Linked DNA regions of Homo sapiens: region 2 is linked to region 1. A link is an interaction called in ENCODE POLR2A ChIA-PET data of the cell type or tissue named here. Cell type or tissue: Panc1. All regions are shown on one strand. Each heading gives the region's core, and the rest is flanking DNA. Links, peaks and the distances in the headings are about the cores only. Region 1 has its middle 38 kb from the start of CTPS1. Region 2 overlaps KCNQ4 (potassium voltage-gated channel subfamily Q member 4).

Region 1 (16,511 bases), core at 8,460-10,959:
CTTCTTGGAGGATATGCCATTTAAACTAAGACTGAGGATAAGCATCAGTTGCCAGGCCAAGAGGGGATGGAAGGGCATTCCATGCAGAGGGAACAGAGTGTGCAAAGATACTGAGCCAGGAAATAATTTGGCATTTTGGAAGAACTCAGAGAAGGCCAGAGTGGCAAAAGGGCAGGGAATGAGAAGGCAGAGGTAGAAGATGAATTTGCAGAGGGGGGCAGACCATGCATGCCCTGGCAGGGCATGTAAGGATTGAGGGCTTTATCCCAGGAGCATTGGGAAGCCTTTGAAGGTTTCAATCAGAGCAGTGACCAGATCATATCTGCGTCTTAACAAACCATTTCAGAGACTGGTAGAGGATACCAGTAGGAGATTGATCCAGGTGAGAGAAGACAGGGGTTTGGACTGGGGTGCTGGCTGTGGGGAAGGAGAGAAATGCAAGCATGAAAGAAATGGTGAGGAGATCAAAGAAATGACAGAAATAAGTGACTGATGGAGAATGGGCAGCAATTGGAAGAGAGAACTGCTGAGAATGCGTCTGGACTCATGGCCTGAGTGGCTGAACAACTGAAGATGAACCCGCTCACGTGCAGGGAGACGTGATGCATTCAGTTTAGGATATGCTGAGTTGGAGGCTGCAAATGGGGTTACTCGTTTAAGGGGGGGTAAGAATAATACAGAAAGTTAAATCATGCTATATTAAGAATATAAAAGTAGGCAAAGTAACTATAGGTTGAACAGAGACTTTGGGTTGAGAGAGAAATAACTTGTATAATCTATCAAAAAAGTCTGAGTCTGTCCCTTTTTAATTTATATTTATTTATTTATTTATTTATTTATTTATTTATTTAGAGACAAGGTCTCGCTATGTTGCCCAATCTGTTCTCAAACTCCTGGGCTCAAATGATCCTCCCACCTTCACGTCCCAAAGTGCTGGGATCACCACTCCAGGACACATTTTTTTTTTTTAATGGAAAAGATGTCACAAATGGAGACCCAGTTTAGTACAAAGGAGATGGGGGTGGGGCGTTTTGGTAGGGTTCAGGGCACTGTGGATTCTCAGCAGTCACTGACTCTTACCAGTCCTGGAAGTGCGTCAAGCAGCTGGACAGAAATCACAGTGTGGACACTGGTTGGCACTTAGGGAACTCATTCATTCGTTGACTTTACAAATATCTATTTATCTGTCAATGTTCTAGGGCTCAAGGAGCTAATTCCTTAGCTTCTAACTGGAGGAGACAGACAACAAACACGTGAGTGCGTAATTTAACATCAGATCAACTGCTGTAAAGGAAAAGAAAGTCAAATCAAGGGTTAAAAAGTGCTGGGAAGAGCTCCATGATTTGAGTGGTCAAGGCCTCTCTGAAGGACAGACATCTGATTTCCAATAAAACAATTAAGAAATTACATATTTCCTTTTGTTACCTTTAAATTTATATATTAAATAGCTGACAAAAAATATTTAAAGCTTAATAGAGCATAAAATAAAGGCCATAAAAATGAACAATGAAACCAGTAGAAATCAACAGAAAATCGATGGAAGAAAATGGTAACAAAAGAATTTCAGATCATTCCAAAAGCAGTAACTCAGTAAGAGGAAAAGATAAATTTGCAAAGCAGGTATAAATAGCCTTCTGGAGTCTTTGGTAATCCAATTACTAAAAAGGAATAGGTGGGTACAGTTGTTCATGCCTGTAAGCTTAGCACTTTGGGAGGCCAAGGTGAGAGGATTGCTTGAGCCCAAGGGTTCGAGACCAGCCTGTGCAACATAGCAAGGACCCCCAAATCTATTTTATTTTATTTTTAAATAAAATTTTTTTCTAGCCCATAAGATATGGCAGAAAGACCCCATAGCAAAAAAAAAAAAAAAAAAAAAAAAAAATTAGCCAGGCATGGTGGCATGCAGTGCAGTCCCAGTTAGCTACTCTGGGGGCTGAGGCAGAAGGATCACTTGAGCCCAGGAGTTAGAGGTTACAGTGAGCTATGATGGTACCACTGCACTCCAGCCTGGGTGGCAAAGTGAGACCCTGTCTAAAAATAATAACAATAGGCTGGGCACGGTGGCTCACACCTGTAATCCCAGCACTTTGGGAGGCCGAGGCTGGCAGATCACCTGAGATCGGGAGTTGGAGACCAGCCTGACCAACATGGAGAAACCCCATCTCTACTAAAAATACAAAATTAGCTGAGCGTGGCGGCTCATGCCTGTAATCCCAGCTACTCAGGAGGCTGAGGCAGGAGAATTGCTTGAATGTGGGAGTGGAGGTTGCAGTGAGCCGAGATCGGGCCATTGCACTCCAGCCTGGACAAGGAGAGTGAAACTGTGTCTCAAAATAATAATAATGAATAATAAAAAGGAGTAGATCATGGACACAGTGGAAAAAATATTTACTTTTGCTGAGTTGACACACATTACTGAACTAAGAAAGCATGAAACTTACAATGTACCACTACAAAAGAACATTGATGACAAATGGATAATGAGAATCAATTAAAAGAAGATTTACAATTAATTGTACAAGAAAATTGAAAATGTCCTGAAAGAAACTTGATGGAGGTTTTCACAACTTTGGCAACAATCTTAATAATTGAAACAACATGACCTAAAGTCAGTTATGATGCTAGACGAAACTTTACTAAATTACCAATTAAAAAGTATTTTTCAATAAACCATTTCAGAAGAAAGAGAGAATCCTCTCTCCCTCCTCTCTGTAGAAACACAAAATTACAAAAAAAAAAAAAAATTTAAGTTGTTATATTGGAGAGGCAACCAAAGAAAATGTAGCCAACATATAGGATATTATAGAGGTATGTCAGATGGCAATTAATGAAAATTTATGTATTTTTCTGGATTCTGTGACTTTTGAGCTATTTGTCAGCTGCTAAAATCTTATCTGTTGTGATTTATTTTCTCATTACAAATAAACCTTCATGTTTATACCTGCATTTGTTAGCTACTGGTAGAGTACTGCTGTGTAACATATGGTCCCCAAACTCAGCGGCTTACAAGTATTTATTGGCATAGATCTGCAGATCAGCTGGGATGCTTTAGGCCACAGCAGCTGTGAGCTAGGTTATCTAAGCTGGGTCAGCTGGATGGCTTTGCTCCCTGTATCCCTCATCTTCCTCCTGGGACCACTGTGCTAACCAGTGAATGCCCTCATGTTGAAGACAAGGTACAAAGAAGAAAGACCCAGACTCAGAAGTAACATGCTGTCACTTCCACTCAATCCCATTGGCCAATGCAAGTTACATGGCCAAGGCCAGAGTCAAGAAGAGTAGAAATACACTCTGACACTTTAGTGGCCCAAACTGCAAAGTCATATGGCAAAGATGTAGACCCAAGGAGGGGGGAAGTATTGGGTCCAGTAATGCAATCTCCTGTAGTACCTAATTTTGTACTTAGAATTTTGCAGTCTTTTTCATAAAGAGCCCTCCTCACCATACAAACACACACACACACACACACACACACGCACAGACACACACACACTTATATAAACCTCAGGCTTTCACAAAACCTGGATCTGTCCCTGCTGGCTATACTCTTTAGGGTGCCTGCTTTAATAACAAACACTGCAAATAAGAGCTTCATGAGTAATTTTTTCTGAGCTCGCAAGTTTATTATGAAAACTCTGCAGTGCTCTTGTGCAATAAAACATCACTTTACAGGAAGGGGCAAAAACAGCTCTGTTCAAAACCACTCACTAGGTTCTGACAATAACGAAGAATGGCATGTGGCTCAGATTTGAGAAGGCGACAAACTGAGTGGAGGCAAGTCTTATAATTAAATTAAATGGTATCCCTGAAAATAAACAGAACGATTTCAAAACCCTTAAGTAGAGGGGAGGGCTTGGCATTTATTTTTTTTAATTTCATTAAGTTCCAGTGATCCAGTGATTGTTTTCTGCTACCCCTATGTACAGTCATGCTGAGTAAAGCTATAGCTAGATGGAGGTTAAATTGTATTCACAAAGTGAATTTACATCTTATTATCTGCGGTCTCTCAAAGAAAGCAAAAGTAACTGCAAACACCATGTTGCTCCAGCATACAATGAACTGGTTTATTCTAAAGTGATCACGGCTTGGTGACAAAAAGCTTTGTATTTTTATATGGCACAGCTTTTAGTCCATGTGAAAACAAATTTTTTGAATGTTAACTATTTTCTGACACTTTGGAGTTACTGTTGCTGTCCCCATTTCCATTAAGTCAATATACAATTCATGGCAATCCTGTTCAAATTTAAAATTCTTTTTCTTTTTCTTTTTCTTTTTTTTGAGATGGATTTTTGGTCTTGTCTCCCAGGCTGGAGTGCAATGGCACGATCTCGGCTCACTGCAACCTCCGCCTCCTGGGTTCACGCGATTCTCCTGCCTCAGCCTCCCCAGTAGCTAGGATTACAGGCGCATGTCACCATGCCCGGCTAATTTTGTGTTTTTAGTAGATTTTAGTGTATTTTGTATTTTTAGTAGATTTTAGTGTATTTTATATTTTAGTTTCACCATGTTGGCCAGGCTGGTCTTGAACTCCTGACCTCAGGTGATTCTCCCGCCTTGGCCTCCCAAAGTGCTGGGATTACAGGCGTGAGCCACCATGCCCAGCTTAAAATTTCATTACAGGAAGTAATCTGGGGTACAATGAGTAACATGTGGCTTGCCTCTGTGAGGTGCTGGGTCATACTGCAAAAAAAGAGTATTTTAGAGTATTATCAAGTTCCATGATTGCAGTGTGATTACCACAATGATAGCAATAGTTTGGAGTACTGAAGATGGCTACTACATTCCAGTCATGACACCAGTTATGTCCCACCATCACCAGCTGGTGAGCTCTAGACACCAACCTGAGGCCACTGGCATGATTAAATGTCTCAGGAGTATCTTGCCCAAAGGTGTAACCATCTCCTCAAAGAGATATACCCCAGCCACCATGGTCATCTGGATCTGAGTATAGCAAGTCACCCATTGGACCCTCATGGGGAATTTTCTGTAGGCAATTCAGTGTTCTGATGTGATGCAGTGTATCTACAGATGGCGACAGGCCACCATGGAGACAGAAGAGCTGCCCATCCCCCAAGGCAGTGAGAGGAAGATGGCCTGTAAAGGCCGGGCATGGCGGCTCATGCCTGTAATCCCAGCGCTTTGGGAGACCAAAGCAGGTGGATCACTTATGCCCAGGAGTTCAAGACCAGCCTAAGCAACATGGTGAAAAACTCATCTCTACAAAAAAATACAAAAAATTAGCCGGGCATGATGGTGCACGCCTGTAGTCCCAGCTACCTGGGAGGCTGAAGTAGGAGGCTCACTTGGGCCAGGGAGATTGAAGCTGCAGTGAGCCATCTTTGTGCCCTTGGACTCCAATCTGGGTGGCCCAGTCTTTGAAAAAAAAAATCTGGAAAATATTTCTAAACATTTGCATTTCCATGTTTTCTTAAACACTCTTCATAGGAATGATAAACTTGTGTGATCTGCCTGCTCTCATGATTCCTTGGAAGAATGGTGACGCATTCATGGTAAGAAACCTTAACAGCTAGGAGCAGCATAACTATTTCAATTGAATAATATCCTCTGTCAATATAATCTCCTGTAAACAAGTAATTTGTATCTGGTAATTTTCTATTAATTTTTTTTTGAGACAGGATCTCGCTATATTGCCCAGGCTGGTCTTGAACTCCAGGACTCAAGCAATCCATCTGCCTTGGCCTCTGAAAATGCTAGGATTACAGGTGTGAGCCACCACATCCAGCCTGTATCTGTATCTGGTAATTTTCTATTTTTGTTTTGGTTTTTTTTTTTTTTTTGAGATGGAGATCTCACTCTATCACCCAGGGTGGAGTGCAGTGGCACGCTCTCAGCTCACTGCAACCTCCGCCTCCCAGGTTCAAGTGATTCTCCTGCCTCAGCCTCCTGAGTAGCTGGGAAGCTAATTTTTGTATTTTTAATAGAGGCAGGGTTTCACCATGTTGGCCAGGCTGGTCTCCAACTCCTGACCCCAAATGATCCGCCCGCCTCAGCCTCCCAAAGTGCTAGGATTACAGGCGTGACCCATCACGCCCGGCCATCTGGTAATTTTCTAAACAGTTCCATGAGAACATGAAATTGCCCATGCTTATCTCCAGAGACAGTGACTGGACACCAAACCTCTTGTGCATTGGATTCTTCTGTCAGGATTTCTTTAGCCTCCTTGCAGAGGCTCTTGACCTGGGACTTGGATAGCTACTTTCTCTGGTTCAGCTGCTTGATCCACTGGTCCAGCTCCTTGGAGAACACCTCATCCATGATGCCACCTGCCCGAGCTGGCTGCTGCACACGGGCCACATGCATCTGTGGCCACTGACAGTTGCTTGGTGCTGCTGCTGGCCCACAGACTCTCCACAGTGCTCGGCCAACAACTACTGTGTCTCTTCCCTACTCACTCTGGCTCCAGAGCTTGGTTCTCTGAAATCGTGAGTATTTCGAAATACTTGAAACAACAAAGTTCAATTGAGTTCAAAGTCCACTTACATCATTGCAAGCAATTTCATTCATTCATGCCAGAAAAGCAAGTACTGTTAGAGTCTTCCATTAAAATTTCAATTTCATTTTAAAATTTTGCGCAGGAATTTTGTGTAGCTGTTTCAGACAAAAAATCTAAAAATTGATGTGCACAGAAGGAAGCTCAGATCTCTAAATAAAACTTTTGAAAAGATTTTATTTGGAAGTATTTACAAATTCACATTTAATATCTTTGCTAATTGTTTTTCAGGGGTATCCCAGGCCCATGAAATTAGATGATTATAATCCTTGGTTTATGGTACATTCTTTTTTTTTTTTTTTTTTTTTAGACAGAGTATTTTACTGTCACCCAGGCTGGAGTGCAGTGGTGCGATCTCAGCTCACTGCAACCTCCGCCTCCTGGGTTCAAGTGATTCTCCTGCCTCAGCCTCCCGAGTAGCTGGGATTACAGGTGCACGCCACCACGTCCAGCTAATTTTTTTTTGTATTTTTAGTAGTGATGGGGTTTCACTACGTTGGCCAGGCTGTTCTCAAGCTCCTGACCTCAAGTGATCTGCCTGCCTCGGCCTCCCAAAGTGCTGGGATTACAGGCATGGGCCACCACGCCTGGGCAATGGCACATTCATAACAGGTCCAGGGCCAGCATGGTGGCTTATGCCTGTAACCCTAACACTTTAGGAGGCTGAGGCAGGAGGGTGGCTTGAGCCCAGGAGTTCAAGACCAGCCTGGGCAACATAGGGAGACCCTGTCTCTACAAAAAGTAATAACAAATTAGTTGGGTGTGTTGGCATGAGCCTATATTCCTAGCTACGTGTGAGGCTGAGATGGAAGGATTGTTTGAACCCGGAAGTTCGAGGCTGAAGTGAGCTGTGATTGTGCCAATGTGCTCCAGCCTGGGTGACAAAGTAAGACCCTGTCTCTAAAAACACTTTGTCTCTGAAAAAAAAAGAAAAAAGAAAAGAAAAAAAAGAGGCCAGGCCTGGTAGTGGCTCATGCCTATAATTCCAGCACTTTAGGACACCAAGGTAGGAGGATTGCTTGAGGATTTTGAGACCAGCCCAGGCAACACAGTGAGATCCTCACCTCTACAAAAAATAGAAAAAATTAGCTGGGCGTAGTGTCACAGGCCTGTAGTCCTAGATACCTGGGAGGCCGAGGTGGGAGGATAGCTTGAGCCTGAGAGGTTAAGGCTGCAGTGAGCCATGATTGTGCCACTGCTCTCCAGCCTGGGGCACAGAGCAAGACCACTTCTCAAAAACAAACAAATAATAATAATGTAACATCTCACCCCAAACCAAAGCTAGTACCTTGACTTTTTAGGTACAAATAACCATACGTGCATCCCCTGCAGCATGGATCCGGGACATTTTGCTTTTGTGGGCCTCTTCCTAAACACACATATACACGTGCACAAAAATATATATGTATACCAGACGTGTACAAAAATATATATGTATACGTATATTTTATGATTGCATTGGTAATAAAGAATATGTTGTTATATAGTAAAACATTTTCTTTGAACTAAAAAGTTCATTAGTTTCTTCTGATTAAAAAGATAATAATGGCCGGGTGCGGTGGCTCACTTCTGTAATCCCAGCACTTTGGGAGGCTGAGGCTGGTGGATCATGAGCTCAGGAGTTCGAGACCAGCCTGGGCAACATAGCGAGGCCCCCGTCTTTACAAAAAATACAAAAATTAAAAATTGGTCAGGCATGGTGGCGCGTGCCTGTAGTTCCAGCTACTCGGGAGGCTGAGGCACGAGAATCGCTTGAACCAGGAGGCAGAGGTTGCAGTGAGCTAAGATAGCACAACGGCACTCCAGCCTGGGCGACAGAGTGAGACTCTGTCTCAAAAAACAAAACAAAACAAAACAAAAAACACATTTTCATGGACCTCTAAAAGTATTTTGGGCCCTAGGCATGGTGCCTATGGTGCTTCATGGATGAGTCAGCCTTCCTTCCCTGGCACCAGGTCCCCATCAGCCTGGGTCCTGTCTGCTCACCATTCTCGTTTTCCTTGTTATAATTTCTTGCAATAATATGTATTCCTTAAGAGTACATTTTTGGTTATAGCACAACTTATATGTTTCAAATGGACCAAAATTAGTATCATTTACAGTATCTTAAGATAAATTTCCTTTGAGTGAGCTTCTTTTCCTGTACTTTGAGGTCTACGAGATGTATCTAGAAAATTTACTACTGTGGAAAATGAAGTCGTTTAAAGCAAACTCCAGGGGGAAGGAAAAGGGCCTGTGGTTTTCCTTTTGGATAATTGCTGTAATGCTGTCCTTCAGGCAGCTGAGGGAGTTTCATGTTTTCACTAGACATCTTTAGGCGCTGAAGCTCTTGCAGGACAACTTTGATGTTATATGGATTCTGCCATTTTGCTAGCACTAATAAGGTTCTTGGTCCACCACTCCATTAGAACTACTAACTCCATTCTTATTAATTTTTGTTACAAATCTTACAAACGGAGGTGCTGTGGAGTATTTAGGTCCATATTCTATTTTTGTAGCTGCATATTCTGTTTTCATAAATTGGCTACCATCTTGTGTTGCTGTTGCTCAAAGGCTCAAAAGAGTACTTTTAATGTTAGTCATTTTTAACTTCGCGAAATAATATAATCTTTTTTTTTTCCCTGATACGGAGTCTTGCTCTGTCACCCAGGCTGGAGTGCAGTGGCACAGTCTCGGCTCACTGCAACCTCTGCCTCCCGGGTGCAAGCGATTCTCCTGCCTCAGCCTCCCGAGTAGCTGGGATTACAGGTGCACACCACCACGCCCAGCTAATTTTTTGTATTTTTAGTAGAGACTACGGGGTTTCACTATGTTGTCCAGGCTGATCTCGAGCTCCTGACCTTGTGATCCGCCCACCTCAGCCTCCCAAAGTGCTGGGATTACAGGCGTGAGCCACTGTGCCCAGCCTATAATCTTTTGAGATCTACTTTTCTCACTTACTATTAGATTGGCAAGATTAATTCATATCTGAGGCATGTCCCTGCAGTTCATTCATCTTGATTGCTGTCTATTGTGTACCATACATGAGCATACCAAGGTCTATTCATCACTGTCCTATCCCATTTAGCATAGGGTGTGTTTTCATCCTTTCCTACAGGAAAAAAACAACCCCAGTACTTCAATGGCTTGTTGTAGCAAACATTTATTTCTAGTTCTCATTCTGTGAGGCCAAGAGTCAGCTGCAGCTCTCCTAGGAAAGGGTCTTTTTCCAACGAAGAGGCCTAGCAAGGTGAAGAGGGAATTAATAATTATGAGCAAATGCAACTGATCCCAGATGGTTTCCAGTTTTACTGAATGGACAGTGCAGCTAGGGTAAAACTGCTGGGTTATAAGCTATAAGAATGTTTGGTTTTAGAAGATTATGCCAGACCTTTCCATAATGGTGTCACCAATTTAAATTTCCACCAGCAATATGCAAGAGATCCTGGAGCTCTACATCCTTCCAACACTCCATATTATGAAACTTTAAACTGTTGAAAATTGAAGGGATGTAAAATGGTATTTCACCGAGCCTTGGTTTGTGTTTTCCTGATCACTAACAACGTTCGACATCTCTTTAAACTTACTGGCTATATGTGTTTCTTCTTCTCTTAAATGCCTGCTTGGCCAGCCATGGTGGCTCACGCCTGTAATCCCAGCACTTTGGGAGGCTGAGGGGGGTGGATCACCTGAGGTCGTGAGCTCGAGATCAGCCTGACCAACATGAAGAAACCCCGTCTCTACTAAAAATACAAAAACTTAGCCGGGCGTGGTGGCGCGTGCCTGTAATCCCAGCTACTCGGGAGGCTGAGGCAGGAGAATCACTTGAACCCGGGAGGTGGAGGTTGTGGTGAGCCGAGATTGTGCCATTGCACTCCAGCCTGGGCAACAAGAGCAAAACTCCATCTCAAAACAAACAAACAAACAAACAAAAAACTCCTGCTCATACCTTTTGTGTCCATTTTTCTTTCTTACTGAATTGTAGAAGTTTTTTGTTTTTTTTTTTTAAGGGGCTTGCTCTATCCCCTAGACTAGAGTGCAGTGGTATGATCATGGCTCACTGTAGCCTCGACCTCCCTGGGCTCAGGAGATCCTCCCACCTCAGCCTCCTGAGTAGCTGGGACCACAGGCAGTCCACCTATATTTTCTACTAATAGTTTTAAAGTTTTATTTTTTTAAATTTAAGTCCTTAAAACATCTAGTGCGGATCTTTGTTTATGTTGTGAAGTAATTTTTCCAGCTCTGTTTATTGGCCCATCCTCCCTTTCTTCGCTGTGATATGCCACTCCTGCCGCATATATATACCATATATATGTGGATCTGATTCTGGTCTCTCTACTCCTTCTCAGGGGTCAATGTGTCTGTCCCTATGTGGATACCGTACTGTCTTAATGGCTGTAGCTTCATCGTGGGTCCTGATTCCTGGCAGGGGTGATGAACCCTGCCCCACTCCACCCCCGCTACTCTGCCCAGTAACAGGGAGAAGCACCCTCTGCTGGCTCTGCTCCTTCCAAATAAGTGGCCTCAGGCATACTGTCTATTTCCCTTTTGAATCTTGGTATTCTTGTGCGTAAACCAGGGAGTAATGATTCTACCTCATAAGAATGTTCTGAGCATCCAATAAGACTGTACATAAATAAAGCTTCTGGCACAGCGCCTATTTGTTGGGCCTGAATGTTTGTGAAATGGGGTCCAGAGACGTTCAATGACGTGCTCAAGGTCACAGGACCAGACCCATAATATGCTGTCTTCTCACTGCTGAGCTTCAAAGACCATTTCCAGACAAGTTAGCCTTCTCAAGAGTCTTTCTTCCATTTTCTTCCCTTCCAGGAAAAAACAAAGGTAAGAAAGAAAGAAAGAAAGAAAGAAAGAAAGAAAGAAAGAAAGAAAGAAAGAAAGGAAGGAAGGAAGAAAGCAAGCAAAGCAAAGCAAAGCAAAGCAAAGCAAAGCAAAGCAAAGCAAAGCAAAGCAAAGAAAGAAAAGAATCCATTTCCAAAAGCTCACAGCATACCACAGTTCCCAATGACTGCATCTTTTTTGGCTTTTTCTTATCTAATGGGAACGGAATGAACTGGATCAGGGTTTCTCTAACAATGTTGGAGAGGAAGTCAGGTTTATTTAAAATTTAACTTCTTTTGGCTCTGTTACCACTGGCCTTGGCTGAGCCATGGCTCGAGGGCATCCGAAAGCAATGAGATCCGGGCATGGTTTCCAGGAGAGTCCCTGGGAGCAAGTTCAGTGTCCCTGAACTTGTCATCATGAAAATTGCAGTGGCCTTGAGGGTTAATCACTGAAGTTAGCATGTAAAGCTGGGTCTGCATCTGTGTTGTTCCCTCTGTCTCTCCTGATCCCACACAGCCAAGACACAGAGCAGGTGCGCAGTGTGGAATAAACAAAGGAAAGTGGGCGGAAAGATTTACAGTCACCTTGAGGAGACTGTTTGGCCTCATTGTAGAGACATTAACAGAGCCAAAGAAAGGGTGTGCAGCTTCTCAGGAGATTTGTTGCTATTATAGTGAGAAAGGTTTGGAAAAGATTATGAGCATGTTCAAAGTTACGATAATTAAAGCGTGTTAGCTCAGAAACTGAAGACAAAGAAGTAAAGTGGAATTGAATTCACAAATAGACCTAAACACATAAGAAAATCTGGTGTATGATAAGGGTGGCATTTCACATATGTAAGGGGAAACTACATGTTGATGAGCCATCTGGAAAAAAACCAAACTGAATCTCTAACTTACTGCATGCACTGAAATAAATTCCAGATGGATTAAGTATGCATTGGTAAAAAACAAAACCATAAACATGCTAGAAGAAAATATCAGAGAATGTTTTCCTAATCATGGAGTGGAGAAAATCTTTCTAAAATATGACACAAATCCCAGAAGTTATCAAGGAAAAGATGGACAGATCTTACTACATAAATATTTTTAAACTTCTGTAGGGGGAAAAAACATATGCAAGGCAAATGACAAACACTAAATTATAAAAAATACTGATTTGCTTTCCACATGGCAGATGAGAGCTAATAACCTGATATGCAAAGACCTCCTACAAATCAACTTAAAAAAAAAAAGTACAGGCTGGGTGCAGTTGCTGACGCTTGTAATCCCAGCACTTTGGGAGGCCAAGGTGGGCAGATCACAAGGTCAGGAGTTTGAGACCAGCCTGGCCAACATGGTGAAACCCCATCTCTACTGAAGTTACAAAAAATGAGCCCAGTGTAGTGGCACACACCTGTGACCCCAGCTACTTGGATGGGTGAGGCAGGAGAATCACTTGAACCTGGGAGGTGGAGGTTGCAGTGAGCCGAGATCACGCCATTGTACTATAGCCTGGGCAACAGGGTGAGACTCTGCCTCAAAAAAAAGAAAATTAATTAATTATTTTAAAATATTTAAAAAGTACAAAGGAAGGAAGAAAACCATGAGTAAGAAAAATATAATCAGGCGTGGTGGCTCACACCTGTAATCCCAACACTTACAGAGGCCTAGGCGGGTGGTTCAGTTGAGGTCAGTAGTTTAAGACCAGCCTAGGTAACATGGTAAAACCCTGTCTCTACCAAAAATACAAAAATTAGCCAGGCATGGTGGTGGGTGCCTGTAGTCCCAGCTACTTGGGAGGCTGAGGCAGGGGAATCACTTGACCCTGGGAGGAGGAAGTTGCAGTAAGCCAAGATCACACCACTGCACTCCAGCCTGGACAACAGAGTGAGACTCTGTCTCAAAAAAAGAAAAGAAAAGAAAAATAGACAAACGACATGGGAAAATACACTTTATAGAAGATGACATTCAAATGGCCAATCAACTCAGGAAGAGATGTTTGACTCCACAGAAATCCAAATGAAAACAACAATGGGATAATATATTTCATGTATCAGACTGCAAAAATTAAAAGGCACCCAGTGTTGGGGAGCGTGTCAGTTGGTATCTCATCACTCCTGGGGCAAATGCAAATTGCAATATTATTTTTGGAAAGAAATTCATCTATTTCATCAGAACTTTATATTTATGTGCCCTTTGATCAAATCCATTCCACCTTTGAGAATTTATTTTATTGAAATAATGGCAAAAGTGAGCAAAGAGAAATATATAGTGGTTCTTTGCAGCATTGTTTATAATAACAAAAGACAGGAATTGCATGAGTATCACCAGAGAATTGGGTACCTCATGGTGTGTCCATACTATACAGCTGATAAAAAGAATGAGGGAGATCCATCTACACCTGCCAACATGGAAATTAGTTCTCCGTTTGGAAGACAAAGCAATTTGAATAACAGGTATATTGTATATCTATAAGATATATTATTATATAGATAACATGTTATAACAGGTATTTTTATATGTTTAATATTATATATAGATATATATATATATATACTTTTTTTTTGAGACAGAGTCTTGCTCTAACCTTCAGGGTGGAGTGTAGGGGTGCGATCTCAGCTCACTGCAACCTCCATCTCCTGGGTTCAAGCAATTCTCATGCCTCAGGCTCCCAAGTAGCTGGGATTACAGGCGCGTGTCATCACACCCAGCTAATATTTTGTAATTTTAGTAGAGACAGGGTTTGACGGAGTTTCACCATGTTGGCTAGGCTGGTCTCAAACTCCTGACCTCAGGTGATCCACCCTCCTCAGCCTCCCAAAGTGCTGGGATTACAGGTGTGAGCCACCACGACCGGCCTAATATTTTATTATATTTTTATTTATATTTTGAAAATGATCTCTTGGCCAGGCGCAATGGCTCATGCCTGTAATCCCAGCACTTTGGGAGGCCAAGGTGGGTGGATTACCTGAGGTCACGAGTTCTAAGACCAGCCTGGCCAACATGGCAAAACCCCGTCTCTATTAAAAATACAAAAATTAGCTGCGCATGGTGGCACGTGCCTGTAATCCCAGCTAGTCGGGAGGCTGAGGCATGAGAATGGCTTGAACCAGGGAGACGGAGGTTGCAGTGAGCCGAGATCACGTCATTGGAGTCCAGCCTGGGAGACAAGAGTGAAACTCCGTCTCAAAAAATAAAAAAATAAAAAAGAAAGACAATAATCTCTCTAGCTCTTTCCACATATATTTGATTATAAAAACACATACACATATGTAGCTATATGATTATAATATCTATTATGTATACCTGGAAATTAACATACTAAAGTGTTAACAGTGAGACAGATTGAAGGCAAAGATTGAAATTCATTTTATTTCTCTATCACTGAAATTTTTTTCATTGAGCACATTACTACTTTTGTAACAATGTTAAAAATCATCTTTATTAAAAATTATTTTAAGGTCAAGGCAGATGGATCACTTGAGGTCAGGAGTTTGAGACCAGTCTGGCCAACATGGTGAAACCCCATTTCTACTAAAAATACAAAAATTAGCTAGGCATGGTTGCGCACACCTGTAATCCCAGCTACTCGGGAGGCTGAAGCAGAATTGCTTGAACCCGGGAGGCAGAAGTTGCAGTGGACCGAGCTCCCACCACTGCACTCCAGCCTGGGCAGTAGAGCAAGTCTTCGTGTCAAAAAAAAAAAAAAAATTATTTTAACTGATGTTATGGTTACTAAAAGTCGGCCTGGAAGGACAGATGACTCCCAGACTGCTAACAAATAGGGTTTTCTCCCGGACAGCGTTTCCCTCCCCCGGCTATTAGAGGTTTCCCACCAAGACTCCTGGCTTCCTTTTCAGAGCCAAGAGAGCCAAAGGGGCCCTTGTGTTGCCCAGGGCTCACTGGGGCATAGTAAACATGCCCTAAATACAGTGCAGTCCCACCCTTAACAGTAAAGCTACCCTATCCAGCAGCCCTTTCGCAGAGTGCGGGAATAGCAGCCTCCCCTTCCCACCCCATACTGTGAGCTTCCCTAGGGCAGACACCAGGGCTAACTGTTGTCTGTATTCCTAGCAGCCAGCACAGATAATATTACTCGAACTAATTTATTAACACAAACACAGACTAACACAACTCGCCCACCAGGCAGATGGCGAAGCCTGGCTATAAAACTGGCACAAGGAAGAGAGAAAATTGATTAGCAATGAGTCATGAATGGCAGGAAAGCATGAAGGAGAAAAGGCAGATACACGAAGTCTGTCTACCAGCTGGTCCTTTTTTAAAAAGGGAGGAGGCAGACAGTGCCCCCTACAGGGCTAATGGAAATGGCATCTGCCCTTTTTAGGAAGAAGGGCAGAGGTAGGTAGGGTTGGAGGGGTGGGGAGGTGGGTGCGGGCTATGCTGTATTCTATCCTGCAATGCCAGTGAGTGAGACTGTAGATCATGTTGCCACTAATGACATCTGGTGGAAACGGCATTTGTGGTGGAGATAACTTAATAACATAGCATGTGCGGCACTGTGCTACAGCCCACAAGAAATGGAAAGAATGGCAAGAAGTACTTGTTTGTCCCTGTGTCCCCAGCACCAGGGGCCTGGCACAGAGCAGGGGCTCACTAGAAGCTTGAGAAGGAAGGAAGCCAGGGAGTGAGGTAAGGAGGGAGGGCAAAGGGAGGAGATAGGGAAAATGACGCAAGGACCAAGGAGCTCTTTCCTTTAATTTATTTTATTTTATTTTTTCTTTTCTTTTCTTTTCTTTTCTTTTTTTTTTTTGAGACAGGGTATTGCTCTGTCACCTAGGCTGGAGTGTACCAGTGCAATCACGGCTCATAGCAGCCTCTACCTCCTGGGTTCAAGCTATCCTCCTGCCCCAGCCTCCCAAGTAGCTAGAACTACAGGTGTGTGCTGCCACACCCAGCTAATTTTTAAAAAATATTTTGTAGAACCATGGAATACTATGCAGCCATAAAAAAGAATGAGATCAGCTGGGCATGGTGGCTCATGTCTGCACTTACTCCCAGCACTTTGGGAGGCCGAGGCAGGCGAATCATGAGATCAGGAGTTCAAGACCAGCCTACCCAATATGGTGAAACCCCGTCACTACTAAAAATACAAACAATTAGCTGGGCGTAGTGGTGGGCACCTGTAATCCCAGCTACTCGGGAGGCTGAGGCAGGAGAATCACTTGAACCTGGGAGGC
Region 2 (10,982 bases), core at 7,273-9,772, 110 kb before region 1:
TTTTTGTCCTGTGGGGCTCTGAGGGTCTGAGTGGGAGAGATGTCCATGCCATCCTTTCCCATCATCTCCTCCGTTCATGGCATTGTCCTCTTTCTTTCTCTGTTCCCACGTCCCCCTTACTCCTCCATCCCTGCACCCCCATCCCTCCCGGGAAGCTGGACAGAGGAGGAGGCCACTGGCCACAGGTGCTTACGGCTCAGGTAATCGTGGGCACCATCCTGGGGTGTGAGGGCAGGGAACCCCCTCCCCCGGCATGTTGCTCTAGGAGGGACTTAGTACTGAACTCGCCTCTTGGGAACGAGATGCCAGCTGGAAAGAGAGCTCTGTGATTAAGACCTCTGTAGGACCTGCGTAAACTCAGCCAGTGACTAATGTTCCTTTCTTGTGCAGCCCTTGTCTGCAACTTTGCTAATCCCAGAGGGTCCTCTTGGGGTTCTGTTTCCTTCCTTACTGAGGTACACTTTGGCGCTCCCAGCCATCTCTTTCCCCTTGAACTGTCTCTCCTGAAGCTTTTTACAAAATCTTGAAAGAAGAACAAAGAACAAACAATGCTTACCCCCACATAAACGTTCCTAAAGAGAAGAATTTCAGGCATGTTTGGATAAGGGAAGCCCGTCCACTCACAGCATGGGAAAGTGGCTGCTCTTGTAGAGGTTTAGCTTTGAGGTCAGGGGTTAAATCCCCCTCATTCTTTTTCCCTCGTCCTTTACCCATCTCTTTGTTTTGTCTCATCTTCACACATCACCCCTGAACCAGCCAAATGGACATCTGGCCTTTGAGCTTCAATGTCATTCTGAGCCCCAGGCCCAGAACAAAGAATAGGAGAAGAGGCGAGCCGCCCAGTGATCAGCAGGGGAGGCGTGGTGGAAGCTCGCCTCTGCCACCCGATGCTGTGTGTCCTGGAGGAAGCCTTCAGTCATTCTGAACCTGTGTGTCCTGGCGGAAAATCGGCAGTGTTTAGGCTGATTGGGGCTCTGGGTACTCTAGAGTTTCTGGGCTGAAAAGGCCTAGGGAGGAGTTTTGGTGCAGAGGATGCAGGGAGCAGCCTCCCTTCCTTGTTCTCAGTGAGGGCACTTCTGGGCCAGGGGCTGAACAGGAAGTGGGTGGAGAGGGAGAGTCCCTCCAGGTCTGGGGCTGGAGGGAGGGGAAGCGTGACTGCCAGGCCAGGCTGAGAGCTCCCTGGGAGAGTAGGGCCCCTCTCAGATTCTCTGCCCGAAGGTCCCTCATTGTTACCTTCATCCCTACCAAACATAGTTTCCAGGCGGAAACTCAAGAGTTTTTGTATCCCAGCAATCCTGTCCAGGACCTGAGCCAGGGCTCTCTGTGCTTCCAGTTCACTCTGGTCTCATTTTGACTGAATAGGAAGGCAAGGGGAATGGACATTAGCCTGGGGCCTAGTACCTGTACACTCCCCACGGCTCCTTTGGTCCCTGACACCCCCAGGGCCCAGGAACAGATTACTACTAAGGGCTTGGCTGTCACTGACTCCCAGCCTCGTATCTATCTGCCTGGGAGGGGACTTGGCGAGTGTCTGGGACACAGGGTGATGGTAGTAAAGTGGCCCTTTCTCCCAGGGACCCCAGGGGGCTGAGCCATGGTTTGTAGATCAGTCACCAGGCTCAGGCCCAATGGCCGTATCGTTAATCGTGGCTGTCTAGACCGCCAGCCAGGACACCCTTCCTCCACCAAAAACACACACACATATACACACTCGGTTGGCCACACCTCTGGTGGTGCTTGGGGATGGACCTGGGCCAAGTGTGCCCACAGGAAGTGGTGCTAAAGGAGCAGGATTTCCTGGGGGATGGCATTGCCAGGGCCAGCACCTCTCCTCTTCAGGGTTTTGCAATGAGTTTATCAAACCATGGTCTCCAGACCTCCTGCATCAGCATCCCATGGAGTGTTTGTTCAAAATGCAGATACCTGGACCTGTCTCCAAGCCCACAGGATCAGAATCTCTGGAGAAGAGACACAGCCTTCTGCATATGTAACATGGTCCCCAGGGGATCCCTATGCAAAGTGTGAGAACATCTACGTTCTGGTGATGGGGCTGGAGGATGATTTAGGTGGGGGTCCTTCTTTCCCACCAGCTACCGGAGGCCGGCCCCATCCCAGCAGCTCCCCACACTCTGCCCACAGCCCCTTTCCCGCTAACCTCTGTTCGTGTCTTATTCTCAAACTTCCAGCCAGATGTTTAATAATAAACGGAGTTTCTTTCGGATCCACGCCAGCTGGAGACCGAGGTACCCCCTCGCCTGCTCCTCCTGTCCCCACTCCTCCTTGCCCCACCCAATTTGGGGGCTGGAGAGGGGACAGGATGGGCCAAGGACAAGGTGCATGTGCCTGCCGCCTGCCGTCTGCCTTGGGTGCCCAGTGAACCCCTCGCCTTTCTGGGATGCCTCTGCTAGGTCTGGGGCATGGGCCCAGGGTGCCAGGAGGGGCACGTGCAGGAGCCTTAAGGATGTGTGCTGGCTCTGCTGCTGATGCCCTCTGTGATCTTGGCCAAATTGCTTCCCTTCTTGGACCTCAGTTTTCCGTCTGTGGAATGGGCAGATTGAACTAGAGGACCTCTGAGGGTCCTTCTCACTCTGACTTTTGCCAGGCCTTGGGCTTAGCTTTCTGTCTCCCTGCTACCCACCTGGGGACCTAGCAGATGCCTGAAGGAGCTGGGTTTGGCACCTTTGCCAGCTCCAGGACCCCAGCTCTTTTAGCGGCATCTCCATGGCATTCCTTGGTACCTGCCCTGTGCCAGGACTTGCTCTGTGCACTAGGGACACGGTGATGAATAAAACATCGTCCTCGGAGAGTTGCAAAGAGTAATTGCAGCTCAGTGTGATGAGTGCAACAAAGGGAGGAAGCACAGGGGCTGTGGAGCCCGGGTCAGGCACACAACCCAGAGGAAGCCCTAAAAGCAGTGGGTTTCAGGGAGGGCATTCCAGGCAGTGAAGCAGCACGGACCCAAGCAAGGAGGCAAGAGGGAGCACAGTGTGGGGAAAAAAGCTGGCAGCCCAGTTTGGCCCCCCTGAGACTGGACATCAGAGCGAAGGTTGGGGGCAGAGCTGGGTCATGCAGAACCTAAAAGCCCAGTGTGAGCTTCACCCTGTTGGCATGCTTGGCAGCCTGAGCTCATGGAGTCCTGGGTTTCCAAAGGTGCCTCTGGGGCCCTGTGGGCTGGGGTCCCGGAGCTAGGAGATGAGTGGCAGGGCTCCTGGCTGCCCATGTGTGCTTCTGCTGAGAGGTGTTTTTTCCTAGAAACGTGGGTTCTGGACCACAATCTAGCTACTACCCACTATTCGTGTGTCCTTGGGCAAATCACCTGACCCCTTTGCACCTCAGTTTCCTCAGATGTAAAATGCAGATGTAAATAGGGTCTGCTTCCACTAAAACTGGACCTGGCTCCAATAAATATTGGCCTTATTTGATTTGGTATGTTCAGCAGTTAAGATCTTATTTACCTTAAAAGAAAATAGCTTAGAAACCATGGCTGTGGGCAATGGTTTGAGCTGAAGCGTTGAGCTAAGGAGTCTCTGGGTCAGGCCCGCCATTTTGCAAGCCTCCTTTGGCTGTGGAGGGTGTGGACAGGAAGGACACAGCCATGGCAGAGGCCAGTGGCGAGGCTGTTTCCATAGTCCCTGAAGAGGGGCTGTATGTGGCTTCAGAAGTCGTAGGCTGCCTCTGTTCCCCCAGTGAGAGTGGCCCTGGGAGGGCAGATCATGAGGCCCTAAAGAAAGTCCTTGTGGAAGTGAGTTCAAGGGGTTGGGACCAGCAGGGCAGCCTGGGCAGAGCTCGGCCTCCCCAGCAGGGCAGCCACAGTCCAGCCCACCCCATCTTTCTCCCAGGTACCAACAGATCCTTAGCCAGAGTTTCTTGACCTTGGCATCATTGACATTAGATAATTCTTTGTGGATTGCGACTATCACATGCATGGTAGGATGTGGAACAGCACCCTTGGCCTCTACCTACTAGATGTCTACCTACTAGACATTGCCACATGTCCCCTGAGTGGGGGAACTTGCTCCAGTTGAGAACCACTGCTCTACACCCTATCCTGATTGCTTGACCCAGAAAAAGAACATAGACTCTGAAGTCAGAGAAGGCTGGGTTCCAGTTCTTGCTCCATCTCATAGGAGCTCTGTGACCTTGGCCAAATCATCTCACCTCTTTCCGTGTATATAAAATAGGGATGGTAAAGACCGCCCACCACACACAGTGGCTGAGAGAACTGAAAGAACTAAGGCAGCCTGATGGGACCCTGCACGTTCTGGGAGCCTGGGAGGGGAAAGAGCTTTTTGGTGCCCACTGTGTGCCAGGTTTTCTTCCACCTTCTTTTAGCTTTCAGACTTAGAGGAGCTGATATGAGCCATTTTCTGGGCCCTGCCCAAGGAACTGGAATCCAGACCCACTCCTGGGAAAACAGTGCCTTCTTGCATTAAAAAGGAGCTCAGGGCCTCTGGCTGGCTGGAAACTTACAGAACCCCACAAACCAGACTGGAAGCTTCCTCAACCATCACAGAATCAGAGCTGGAAAGGGACCTTTCAAGGTCTCTAGTGCAAGCCCTCGAACTCCTTCCTCCATAAGTCCTGCTGAGTGCAAGCTCAGCCTTGCTTGCATTACTTCTTTTGACAGGGAGGTTGCCCTCTTCTCCAGAACGCCATTGGAGCCTTATGTGGTGGGCGCAGTGATGTGGAGTTCCAGGCCCTTGGCCAAAGTGTCAGGGCCTTCTCCACTCTCCTCTCTTCCTCTCCCTCTTGGAGGAGTGGAGGACAGGAGAAGGGGTTGCACGGACCGGGCAGGGTGGAGGGTGCTTGCCAGCATGAGGGAGCCTGCAGGAATGGCTCTGCAGAGGAAAGTTTGGGAGAGCCAACCTCAAACTTTGATTGGAATCTTTGGGATGTGTCGATGGAGTCCTGGGCCAGTGGAGAGCATGCTGGATAGTGGGAACTGGGAACTGTCCCTGTCCTTTTGATACCCTCAGGGCCCCCATCCTTGACCTATTAACCTCTCCCCTCTGGGCAGAGGCCGCCACCCCTAAGGATGGCCCTACATCCTGGCCACCTTCCTGAAGGTGCCCCTGGTTTCGAGGTCTCCCTCACTTCAGCACCTTGGCTCCCTCCCCTCCACCCCATGCCCTGGGCATGGGAGACCCCAGTTCCCACCCAATACCGAAACCAGAATCTCTTCTCTGCTCAACCCTTGATCTGAAAGCCTCTGAGAGTAGGTGACACGGTGTCCTCCCCCAACTCCTGCCCCACTTCAGGTCTCCTCTAAGGCTGGCTGGTACTCTCTTGATCTGGGGCCCCAGACATTTGGGGTGGGTCCCCCTGAACCCGAACCTGAACCTGTCGGAATCTCTAGTGGCAAACCACAGCAGGGGAGGCAGCGATGACGTCACAGGGCATGGGATGGAGGACATTTGCATAGGTCCTACCCCAACAGCCATAACATTGTCCTTGAACCTCTTGGACACAGAGTTACTCTACCAGATCATGGTTAACCAGGGCTTGTCCTGGGGAATGAGGCCTCTGCTAACTTGTTTTCCTCCAACGTTTGGGGAACGTGGTGGGGAGTTGGATGCGGGAAGGGAAGTCTGAGTGCATGTGTAGACGTGCACGTACACGTTCACATGCACACAGACTGTGTAAATGCTGTTGAACCGGGAGCTCAGTAGGCAGTATCGGGGGGTAGATCTTTAGCGGGGATCCAAGACCACACAGGCAGGATGTCAATCAAGGTGGGCTGAACTTAGGTAGGAGAGACCACAGAAGAACATGTTATCAAATAGAGACCCTCACTGAGAGGGCAGGCACCAGGCATGGCCTGGGCATACATGTGGGCCCAGCAGCTAGAACCATGGGGCCGAGGCCCTCAGTAGGCCATCACGCTGCACACCTCCAGGGCACCACTGCATGGAAGTCTGTGTGATGGAGTCCTTATTTTGCAGTGCACTGCCTGCACAGCTGTACGAGGCCCTAAAACCCTGACCAGTGTGGGATCAGATAGCCGCAGCAGTGGGGAGTGGAGGAAAATATGAAATGACACATGTAAACACACGCCAACATATGTACACACACCAGTGCCTGTACACCCACACTCGCACATGTGTGTGCACAAGGTGTGTGTGTGCATGCGCGCACACACACACACCCTCGACTCCACACAGCCTGCCCCTGTGTACAGTGAGGACTGGAGGCCTACCTCCGTGTGCATGGCCAGGTGAGCTTCCGACCCTCAGCAGCCTGTCTGTGCCCAAAGGGGTCGCCACCCCCACCCTCTGCCCACTCACCTGCGCCAGGCCCAGCTCCCACATCCTCCTGTCTGTGTCTCTGACTTTGGATTTCTCCCACTCCTTCCACTCTGACATCTGTCTCCTGTGCACCCCTTATCTGTCCGGGTGATGAGGGGTGGGATGTGGGTGGTGGGGAGAGGATCTGCTTCGACTGACCCCGAATCAGCCTCTTGTAGGAGTGAGGGCCTCCCTTACCACATCCTTGTTCCATCCCAAGAAGTCTCCGCTTGGCGGGGAATCCAGACCTAATAGCCACCCCCAAGTCCTAAGTCAGCTTTGTCCCCACTCACCCCCACCCCCAGCTCTGGCTAACTTGGCTCTCTCCCAACCTGCCTGCCCTGCCAGCAGCCGGATGGGCATCAAAGACCGCATCCGCATGGGCAGCTCCCAGCGGCGGACGGGTCCTTCCAAGCAGCATCTGGCACCTCCAACAATGCCCACCTCCCCAAGCAGCGAGCAGGTGGGTGAGGCCACCAGCCCCACCAAGGTGCAAAAGAGCTGGAGCTTCAATGACCGCACCCGCTTCCGGGCATCTCTGAGACTCAAACCCCGCACCTCTGCTGAGGGTAAGCCCCCGGGGGGCTGAGTCCGATCGAGGGCCGGCTGAGGGTGGCAGGGCGGGGACAGTCTGGGCTGGGAGCAGAAAGATCTGGCTCGCGTCTCAGCTCTGGAACTGATGGACCGTCTTTGGGCTCTGGTCTTCTCATCTGTAAAATGGGCATTATAATATTTGCTCTGCTATACAATGGACATCAGACTGTTTGGGAATCACGTGGAGGGTGGCATTTCATAGGGGTTAGCAGCACAGGCTTTGGAGCGAGACTGCCTGGATTTGCATCCTGGCTTTGTCACTTATCTTAGGCGAGTGACCTAATTTCTCTGGGCCTCATTCTCCTCATTCATAAAATGGGAACAATAATAGCATCCACTTCCTAGGATTATTGTGAGGATTAAATGAGATAATCCATGGAAGGTGAACAGAAGACTTTTGGGAATATAGGAGGTGCTCAACAAATAGCTAAACACAAATGTACTTTGGAAGCGGCAGGAATGCATCCTTGATGAGCCCTGACTATGCACTGCCCAGCACTGGCTTATCTCATTTACTTCTCCCAGTGACCCTGGAAAGTAGGTTCTGTTTTTGTCCCCACTTTACAGACGTGGGCACTGAGATCTCTCAGCTTGTGAGTGGCAGAGGTGCTCTCCTCAAGCAGGTCTATTCAGCTCCAAAGCCCAGGCCTTCTTCCTACCCCTCTTCACCCAGCCCAGGCTGCAAGTATGAGACTGTGGACCATGCTGATGTCACTTTTCTGAGTTTTGGCTCTGCTGGAGACTTCCACTGTGATTTAGGCAGGAGACTGCCCCTTTCCATGCCTCAGTGTCCTCTTCAGGAAAATGAGAGGGTTGGACCAAGCCCCCTGGAAGACTTCTCCCAGCTTTGACATACTTTAGGCCCCTGGGTGGGGAGAGGTGGGGTGAGTGCACAAGGATGGGGGATGGGGACAGCTCCCCCTTTGGCCTTGGAGGGAGGGGACCCAGCCATGCTGTTTCTGCCTGTGCTGTGTCAGCCCTCAAGATGCTGCTGGCTGACACCTCAGAGTTTACAGAACCCCATAGACCAGTCTTTGAGAGGTGCTGCCCATAGAAGCCTGGGCACAGCTGGTGCCCAGGACCTCCCTTCCCTGTCCTGGAAGCTGTCCGGGCTCTTGCCACTGCTCCTGTGAGGCAAGGACAGCATCACCTCTCTGCGCAACACAGGGCACTAGCCTCAGAGAAGCTTCTCTCATTCAGGGAAGAATGGTTTGTTTTAAGGGCCTTCCCTAGTAGCAGAGCTGGGCCTGGGAGCCAGCCACTTGGGTGTCCTTCCATCTTAGCTGAAGGAGAAGACTGTGTGCATGATTACATGCAGTGCCATCAAACCCCTTATCTCTGGGGCTCACTGTTCTGCAAGGTGGAACCAGTGGGGCTTCCTCCAGGGCTTTGTGCAACAAACTTGCCCTGGACTAGGCCAGCTGTGCCCTAAAGCAGCTCCCACCTACCCACCAGGCAGATGTTTACCCTGACTGGCCACCGGGGCAGATGGGCATGCAACACACTGGGGCTTTCCACCCTGGGGAGGGCAGTGAGACACAGGAGCCCCAAGAAGGTTCTGAGCCCTTTCTGGGCCTCTGTCTTCCTATTGGACACTCTACTGGTGGTTTGGCATACAAGGGTCGGATGGGAGGTTGGGAGTGGCCCCTTTGGTGGGCCACTTGCCCCATACCTGCCTTTTCAGATGCCCCCTCAGAGGAAGTAGCAGAGGAGAAGAGCTACCAGTGTGAGCTCACGGTGGACGACATCATGCCTGCTGTGAAGACAGTCATCCGCTCCATCAGGTAAGACTGAGGCCTGAGGCGAGCACCCCCCTCCGTGTGCCACCCACTGCTGCTCCCCATCTGGGCGGGTGGATCACTTGAGGTCAGGAGTTTGAGACCAGCCTGGCCAACATGGTGAAACCCCGTCTCTACTAAAAATACAAAAAATTAGCCAGACGTGGTGGTGGATGCCTGTAATCCCAGCTACTTGGGAGGCTGAGGCAGGAGAATCACTTGAACCTGGGAGGCAGAGGTTGCATTAAGCCAAGATAGTGCCATTGCACTCCAGCCTGAGCAACAAGAGTGAAACTGTATAAAAAAAAAAAATGTATTTTTTATGGTGGGTCTTGGTCAAAAAAGTTTGAAAGCCCCTGCTCTACTGGCTGTCTCCATGCCTCAAAAATTAAGCAGGGACCAGGGTCTCCTAGGCCACGGCCTAGGCATGGATCTGGCCTCCAAGCTCCTTGGTGTGCCGTCCTGGCCTAGTCTCCATCTCCAGCCTGCAGCTCTAGCTCCAGAAACCCCCTCAACCTCCAAGTTTTCTGGGCTCCCCACTTTCTTCCCTGGCTGATACACCTGCCCACAAGCCTCTTTTCTTGTATTCCTTTTAAAATTAGAGTCAGGCTGGGCGTGGTGGCTCATGCCTGTAATCCCACCACTTTGGGAGGCTGAGGCAAGAGAATCACTTGAGGTCAGAAGTTCGAGACCAGCCTGGGCAGCATAGTGAAATCTTGTCTTTGCAAAAAAAAAAAAAAAAAATTAAAAAATTAGCCAGGCATGTTGGTGTGCCCCTGTAGTTCCAGCTACTTGGGAGGCCAAGGTGGAAGGATGGCTTGAGTGCAGGAGTTTGAGGCTGTAGTGAGCCGTGATTGAGCTACTGCACTCCAGCCTGGGTGACAGAGTGACACCTTGTCTCTAAATAGATAAATAGATAAAATCAGAGTCAGCTGGACCTGTCCCCACTACCCCCCACAGTCTGAAGCCTCTGCTTACCCCCTTTTCACCCATCCATTCTCTCCCCTCCATGTGCCCAGTGTCAAGGACATAGTACCTGACCTGCCACCTGACCCAAGCCAGCTCTCCTGGGCCACCCCACCGACCTCTCAGCCAGCATGCCCCAAACCTGCTCCTCTTCCTGGGCTGGTTCCCATTTCAGGCAGTGGCACCACCATCCACTTGGTCACCCAAGCCATGGGAGTCATCCTGGACTCAGACCAGGGAGACTTTCAGCCCCACCTCCTGAACTGCTCCAAGCTCTTCCATATCTCCTCCCCCATCCCCTAAAGCTAGTTTCCCTGCCCACGCCTCTGCCCCTCCAGGGTATTCTCCACACAGGCTGGCAGAGCTGGCATGCTAAAGCAGAGTAACTGAGCCGGGAACAGTGGGTCACACCTGTAGTCCCAGCACTTTGGGAGGCTGAGACGGGCAGATCGCTTGAGTCCAGGAGTTCGAGACCAGCCTGGGCAGCATAGTGGGACCCCCATCTCTTTAAAAAATAAAAATTAAAAAAAAAAAAAACAGAGTTATTGATGTGCCTGCCCCACAATGTCCCATTGCCCAGTCTCTGCCAGAGATGCAGGGCTCTTCAAAGCACACCCCAGCCTCCTTCTCGAGGCTGATCTCCTGTCTTCTCATACCATGGCACCCTGAACCCCATCCTCCACCCCGGCTGGTTGATTAACCCCTTTCCATCTCATCCCTGTTTCTGCTACTTGGAGGTAGGGGAGGCTGGGAGACGCAGCAGAGGCTGTTCATGGTGGCCAAGCAGGAGGTGCCCTGGTGCTGGACAAGGGGATAGCAAAGAGATGGAGAGGGTGCTGGGAAAGAATCCCTGCTCTAACAGGACACTCCCTCTGAGCCCCCTCCCCCAACAGGATTCTCAAGTTCCTGGTGGCCAAAAGGAAATTCAAGGAGACACTGCGACCGTACGACGTGAAGGACGTCATTGAGCAGTACTCAGCAGGCCACCTGGACATGCTGGGCCGGATCAAGAGCCTGCAAACTCGGTGGGTGCACCGGGCCTGTTGGGAGGCAGGGGCAGGGAGGCAGCGACCCCAGCCCTGAATGAAGTCTGAGGCCAACCCCCGAGCACCCCCAAGGGCTCACTGCTGCAGCTGAGTTTCTAGACTGAGGAGGTCCCTGGCTTGCAGTGCCAGCCTGAGGCCAGACCCAGCACCCGTCCCAAGGCTGAGAAACAACCCAACCATAGTTTCTCTGTGAGGTGGGTCCTCTGTGCAAGCCCTATTGACTCATATGCCTTGGGGGCTTTGTTTAGAATGACTGTTTCCTGGTCCTAAAATAATCAGCCTAAAATAATCACTGACCTCCCATCTCCCAAGAG

The links. ChIA-PET counts read pairs that join two places held together with the same protein. Peaks named below come from ENCODE experiments on the same cell type or tissue, not always from the same donor. Only the 100,000 strongest peaks of a DNase experiment are listed, where the experiment ranks them.
Region 2: POLR2A ChIA-PET joins it to region 1 with 5 read pairs; 7 of 35 experiments call an interaction of 5 or more read pairs at or near these places.

Annotation. Positions count from the first base shown.
Region 1 is chr1:40,933,485-40,949,995 of GRCh38, forward strand. It overlaps the pseudogene LOC100128362 and the pseudogene UBE2V1P8. Among named protein-coding and RNA genes, the nearest start is that of CTPS1, 38 kb to the right of the region's middle. RefSeq lists an enhancer at 11,347-11,846. In Panc1, for the core only: no CTCF peak of the experiment used is centred there; no DNase peak of the experiment used is centred there; H3K27ac peaks cover 2,444 bases.
Region 2 is chr1:40,824,452-40,835,433 of GRCh38, forward strand. KCNQ4 (potassium voltage-gated channel subfamily Q member 4) reads left to right here. Exons shown (of 14, transcript NM_004700.4): 10 at 6,633-6,853; 11 at 8,563-8,662; 12 at 10,516-10,647. Among named protein-coding and RNA genes, the nearest start is that of CITED4, 32 kb to the right of the region's middle. RefSeq lists enhancers at 96-999, 10,148-10,673. In Panc1, for the core only: no CTCF peak of the experiment used is centred there; no DNase peak of the experiment used is centred there.